2 separate regions of the Mus musculus genome follow, and region 1 is linked to region 2. A link is a loop called in an ENCODE intact Hi-C map of the cell type or tissue named here. Cell type or tissue: heart. All regions are shown on one strand. Each heading gives the region's core, and the rest is flanking DNA. Links, peaks and the distances in the headings are about the cores only.

Region 1 (2,500 bases), core at 1-2,500, 270 kb before region 2:
CAGTGCTAGAGCTAGGAGTTTGGGTTTCAAAAGTAGCACTCTCTATTTTTTTTAAATGAGAAATTATATATTCATCCATATTATATAAACACACTCTCACAGATAATGTGCCCATCGGACAATTGGAATTCTTTTAGGTATGTATTTACTTAACAAAATATGGGGCACCTGCTGTGGGCGGAACTCAGTGCCAGTGGTAAGATGACACACGGAAGCCCACAGTGGCGAACCCCTCAGGGAGATGCTCCTCTAGACAGAACTCAGACTCTTTCAGGTAACAGTCAGTCCAAGAAGGGTCAGGATGCTGGTCAGTCCTCAGTGACTGTCCCCAGGCAAATCGTGGCATCCCTGGGTCTCAGTTTCTTTACATATTAAACTCCAGAAGCTGACTTGGGGATCCGAAAGGGCCCTCTGACTCTCAAGCTCCACGCTGTGGCTAGGTTGTTTGAATCCTCAATTTTTTTTAAAGATTTATTTCTTATTATATGTAAGTACACTGTAGCTGTCTTCAGACACAGCAGAAGAGGGAGTCAGATCTCATTACGGATGGTTGTGAGCCACCATGTGGTTGCTGGGATTTGAACTCAGGACCTTTGGAAGAGCAGTCGGGTGCTCTTACCTGCTGAGCCATCTCACCAGCCCCTGAATCCTCAATTTTATGTTTTCCTAAGAGCTTACATTTTCATCTCCCTCTGTATCTTGCACACGCTCTCCCCTAAAACTGTTTTTGTTTGTTTGTTTGTTTGTTGTTTTTACCACAGTAAAACTGCTGATCATGGTACCTTCAAGGAGTAAGCATGGGGTAAAGTTCCAGTCAGATAACTTACATTCCCGCTTTAACTGTTTCTTTGGAGAAGTTTCTCAAATGTTCACGCCTTACTCACTTTTATGCTCTAAAGGCCCGAAGAAGGGCCTCCAGAAGCTGACTTGGGGATCCGAAAGGGCCCTCTGACTCTCAAGCTCCACGCTGTGGCTAGGTTGTTTGAATCCTCAATTTTTTAAAAAGATTTATTTCTTATTATATTTAAGTACACTGGGGCCTCCAGGCCTGCTGCGTGCAAACAGCTGGCATCTTGTCATCACGCCCTAATGTCCACAGTGGCCCTCAAACAGCCCCAGAGGTTACAGCATGTAAGTGTGGGCCACGGTCTCACCTTCATCCTACCACCACCAGGGCTCAGCCAACTCACAAGGTTCTGTCCACAGGACAATTACAACCCATCTGCCCCGTTAGCGTTTTCTAATGTTAGAAGCAGGGAAGTACTTCTGTCAGCACTTGTTATTTTCCACCAGATGTTCCTGCTACCACCGTGTCAACTGTCCTTGGATCTAAGAACTTCTTACAGAAGTGTGTGCTTCGGGGATGAAGGCTTAACCCAGACACACACGGACCTTCAGAAAGAAATATTGCCCCCTAGTGGCCCTTCAAGATACCACCACATAACAAGATTATGCTCGATTCTAGACATGAATGCTAATTCCAACTTATTCAGCCTTAGAAGCCAAAAGAATGAAGGAGAGCCAAAAACTTCCCACCGTGCAAAAGTACATTAGAAACCAAAAACATACGCCAAAAATTCCTCCTCACCTCCCAACACTGAGTGGGCAAGGCTTGCGAGCACCACCTTCAGCCTGCGTCAGCAGGGGCAGTGCAAGTGTCTAGAAGGAACACATGCAGCATTACTCAAGACAATGTATGACAACTGGAATTCCTGCCTTTCTGCAACCTGTACAGGGACTGCAAAGGACCTGCTTGAGAGTGCTTGCATTTCTAAACATCGAAACTCCCTACAATGCCTCGCTGGCTTCAGCTACTTGCGGGAAGTGAGACTGAAAAGGACCAAGACTACTCTGCTCACAAAGGAGGTGTGGAAGAACCCATTGTTTTCTCAGTGTCTGCACTGCCTGTGTCACGCCGAGCTGGGGGATACAATTATCTTACGTGGAAACAAGTTACTACCATCAGGTATCAACAGTCAGAATAGGAAATTAGAAAGAGAGAGACGGAGGGAGACAGACGGACAGACAGACAGAAGGAAGGGAAAGAAAGAAAGAAAGAAAGAAAGAGAGAGAGAGAGGAGGGAGACAGACAGAGAGAGAGAGAGGGAGAGAAAGAAAGAAAGAGAGAGAAGAGGGAGACAGAGAGAGAGAGAGAGAGAGAGAGAGAGAGAGAGATCAAGCTCACATTCTGCAAGATCACGGAACTCCTAATACAGAACAGGGGCCCAACAGTCAATCACCAGAGACAAGACTCTTATCGCACAGCTCTAACAATTGCTTGGCATGAAACTCCTTTCCCAAACTTTCAATTAATATAAAGGAACATATATTTAGAATAACAAACAGATTAGGAGTTGGGAAGAGGAAATACCACAAGTTCCTGCTATTTCCCAAAATAGAGCAGGCACACACACATTTCTTCTGTGAGAACAACATACCTGAGCTTGGCACAGCTCATTGGTCAGTCGCAAGCCCGAAGAACCAAAACATCACATTAAGA
Region 2 (4,115 bases), core at 848-3,347:
GAAAGAGGAGAGGAGAAGCTGGGAGAAAACTGGCGTGCATTTTTCTTCATTTCCCAGATGTTTCCTGAACGGCAGCTGTGTCCTAGGACTCTGGTGCATGGTGTGTCTCAGACACAGATCTGCTCTCTCTAGTGCCACGGAGTCCATTGATATTGGGGAGAGGCGAAAACCAACAGATTCGGGGGAAAGGACTTAGCGGTGCCGACAGACACACCCCTCGCCATCGTCTTCTTAGTGAAAATGGGGAGTCACATACTGCTGAGAGCAGGGAGCTTCTGAGGCCGCTGTGTGAATTTGAGGCTAGGTTCCTGGACGTGTTGTACCCCGAGCAGTGGGGAATCTCTGCTCCATAAGTAGGTACTGGTCTACCAGCCCACACACCCTCCTAGCCACCCACAGGGCTCATCCTTGAGAGTGCTGTATAGCTAAGCTTACCCTGGGTTTTAATATTTCTCTGCATGGTACATGTGCAGTCAGTGGAGACAGCGTAGGCCGTGGAGTACCCCACAGCTCTCAGCTTGGACTTTGTCATATTTGATTTCTGCCTTGACAGTCATGTAGCCCCATGTGGTACTTGGCTTTCTTCTACTGATACAGGAATTCTGTATATTTAGCTGGCTGCTTAAGATCTTCTCTTGCAGATCAAACTTTCATCTGGAGCTGAGTTTCGGATAGACTCCCAATCCATCCATTTGATCTTCTGCCTTGCTAAATGGGGGCGTTAGCCAAAGGGCTTGAGCTGAAATTTTTGATGGTTCATTTGGTCCCCACCCCATGGCTTATCAGCCCTGCCTTTGAAATCTCGCCCTAACACCACCACACTTCCACAGTCCAACCCTGCCCTCTACTCTCACCCGGACTGTTGATTCTGACACTGCTGCTTTCTACTCCTGGCCCCCCATTTCTTTCTGCATCTCTTCGTCTCTGCTCTGTGTTCATCAACCCAATATACCTCTGTAGTTTCCAGTGCCTCACCATGGCAGCCCACAGGATTCAAATATGCCTGCTCTGCTCTGCACAAACTTTCAATCTCATCCCAGGACTTCCTTCCCTGCTCATCTGCTCCCTTCAGCCACATCTTTCTCCTATTTGTTCTTGATCTTCTGGCCTTTCTTCCTCCTCCTTATCGTCCCATCAAAACAATAGGTGACATCCTCAGAGTAGGGTAATTTGGGAAGGCTCTATTACCAGGCATAGTGCTCCTCCCCTGACCACCCCCACCCCCCCAAGGTTCGCAAGTGAACGATGACTATTTCTCCAGAGCCTCTGGCTGTTGGAGGGTTATTCCTGTGTGGTTTTCAGAAGAAATGCTCTATTGAGTCTCCGAGTTGTTGCACCTGACAACTCTCATTCTGCCCATTTTAAAGGACGTTATTGATTTTGCCAGGAAGACTGCAGGCAACAGTGACACCGACAGCAGCAATGGCACAAACAAGTGGAGCCATACATAGTAGCAGCCATTTCAGAGGCGTGGGGACCTTACTGCCAAGCCTAGAACCTGAACTTGACCTTGGAGTCCATAAAACAGAGGCTGTTGTCTGACCTCCATGTGTACCCCATGGAATGAGAGTGCATGTGCACACACATACACACACATATACACATACATACATACATACATACGTACATCATGCATACATACATATATACAGGCACACATATATACACATAAACATTTACAGACACACTTATGCACACACATACACACACTTATATACACATATACATGCAGACACATATACAGACACATAAACACACACTTACACACATATATACAAACAAACACATATACATACACATACATGCATACTTATATACTTATATACACATATACACTCATACACACATACACACATATACGCACATACACACTTATACTCATACATACAAACATATAAACACACACAAAACACATACATGCACACATCTATACACACATACACATATGCATGCTTATACACATACACACTCATACACATATATACACACACAGACACAAAGAGATACACAGACACACATACACAGACACACAGAGACACACACTAAATAAATAAATGTAACAATGTGTAAGCTTACCTACTATTTCTGGACATTTTCCCATTGTGTTGTCAAACTGTGGCTGGCTGAGGAGCCCCAGCTGTGAAGACAGTTAAACAGGAGGAAGGCAGATTGTAGATGACAAGAAATCAGAAGCAATTCTGTCTTCATGGCTGCTAGAGGCGCACGTGAGACCTATACGGTGGTCTTTGAGAATACCTGTTTTCCAGCTGAGTTGCCTGGTGACCTTTCACCTCTCGTTTCTGCTTACCATCACCTCTGAATTTCTCAGCTGAGTATTTCTGTACCTGGAACTTTAACTTCTTGATGTAATGCCATGTGTTTAGGAATGTTTTAAATGGCCCTGTCATAGAGAAACCTATTTGAGGTACATACCAGCTCCAGAGTCTTCTGTTTCAACTTTCTGATATGAGAGTTCCTTCCCACAGTGGCCCCTTCACGTCCCAAGAGTGAGTTGGGAGGGGACAGTGCTAAGAGCCTGGACCCAGGACTGAAGTCACTCTCAGCAGAGCGGCACACACATCCGGTCCCACTAGGCCTCTTCCGTTGCTCCCTGGGTTCTGCGCACACAGGGTTTCTCCCTGACTTAGCTCTCCCCTCTGGTTCTGGCATTCCGTTAGCGTGTGCTGTTGTAAGTAGAGATCAGTTATGAATGGAATGATGTGTTGGCCAAGAATAGAATGCAGTGCTGACAGAAATGTGCAGAAAGGCTGGCTGCTGCTTCAGAGCTCACTGGTGTCTATCATAGTCCTTTCCTTTATCCAGTTCTTGTCTTTGTTGTGGCTCCAATTTACCTGTAAAACACTCTTTGAGAATAAACAGGTGTGACGGTGGAACACATAAACAGGCTCACGGAAGGTCTAGCTCTGGAACCAGAAATCTGGGCAGCAGGGCGAAGGCAAGAACTTGGCTAAACATGAATCTCTGCTGACCCAGAGTCCTAAAGAGAAAAGTAAAAGACCAGGACTTCCCCTGACTACTGGGCTTTCAACCATTAAACGAAGAACGAGCTGGTCTTTTTGAGGTCATCCTGCCACCTTGTCTCTGCCCCCAGATTGTCCTCTGATCAAAGACCTGATAAGCCAGTGGCTCCCTTTAAAGGGCCTGCAATTTGCAATTCTCTTCCAGGGAAAACAAAACAAAAGAAAAGGAAAATGGTATTGAATAATGAAAACTTCTGTGTCTTTGAATAGGTTAACTTTTCTCCAGGTTGAATTTTGGTGAGAGGGAAAGGGGAGAGTATAAATGACTTCGGTGATTATTATTATTTTTTAAATTATTTGTTTAAAAAATTGAAATAATTTATTGATTACTGTTTGTGCAGTTATTTTTGCCTGCCTGTATGTCTGTGTACCGTATTTGTGTCTAGTACCCACAGAGGTCAGCATAGTATTAGTTCCCCAGAACTGGAGTTACAGGTGGTTTTGAGCTACTGAGTGGATGCTGGAAATGGGACCCAGGTTCTCTGCCAGGGCACCCAGGGCCTCCAACCTGTGAGGCACCTCTCCAGCCCTTCACGGGGTTCATTTAAACTGAGCCCCCTTGAGACTATATTTGTCCTTTTTTTCAATCAGCTTTTGTTTGTTCTCTTTCATTTTTAACTTTTTTCTTCTTTACCAGCTTTGTTTGGATTATTCAAATGAGCTGGCTAGTCATTAAGCTCTTGCTACCAAACCTCGGTAATCCATAGTAGGACATCTTCACCGCTCACTCAAGGCAGCAATCCATGGTAGGACATCCTCACAGCTGACTCAAGGCAGTAATCCATGGTAGGACATCCTCACAGCTGACTCAAGGTTCCTTGAGACCTAGGCTTCTGACTTGCACCCTGTCATTTGCACCTCTTTTATAAGCGGAGGGACACTTCATGGGACAGGGAAATGTGCCTTCTTCCTCCAAAGACAGATGACAAGAGACACAGGTATGGGAGGAATAATGGAAGACTTTCGTCCCACCTCTGACCACAGTTGCCCCCAAGAAGCATACCAGGAGTTAAAGCTATATAAAAGGCTCTTTCTTGTCATTTATCTTTTTCAGGTAATCAGACCAATGGCTTT

What was found. Peaks named below come from ENCODE experiments on the same cell type or tissue, not always from the same donor. Only the 100,000 strongest peaks of a DNase experiment are listed, where the experiment ranks them.
Region 1: a loop joins it to region 2, with 2.1 times the contacts of the local background. A loop is called at or near these places in 1 of 42 quality-filtered maps.

What each region holds. Positions count from the first base shown.
Region 1 is chr15:7,133,513-7,136,012 of GRCm38, reverse strand. All of the region lies in intron 1 of Lifr (LIF receptor alpha), which reads right to left. Among named protein-coding and RNA genes, the nearest start is that of Lifr, 5.2 kb to the right of the region's middle. In heart, for the core only: a CTCF peak has its summit at 1,412 (motif pointing left); a DNase peak (open chromatin) is centred at 1,262; H3K27ac peaks cover 233 bases.
Region 2 is chr15:6,860,358-6,864,472 of GRCm38, reverse strand. It overlaps Osmr (oncostatin M receptor), which reads left to right. Exons shown (of 18, transcript NM_011019.3): 2 at 4,096-4,115. The coding sequence starts at 4,108. Among named protein-coding and RNA genes, the nearest start is that of Osmr, 12 kb to the left of the region's middle. In heart, for the core only: a CTCF peak has its summit at 2,173; a DNase peak (open chromatin) is centred at 2,642; H3K4me3 peaks cover 1,069 bases; H3K27ac peaks cover 1,384 bases.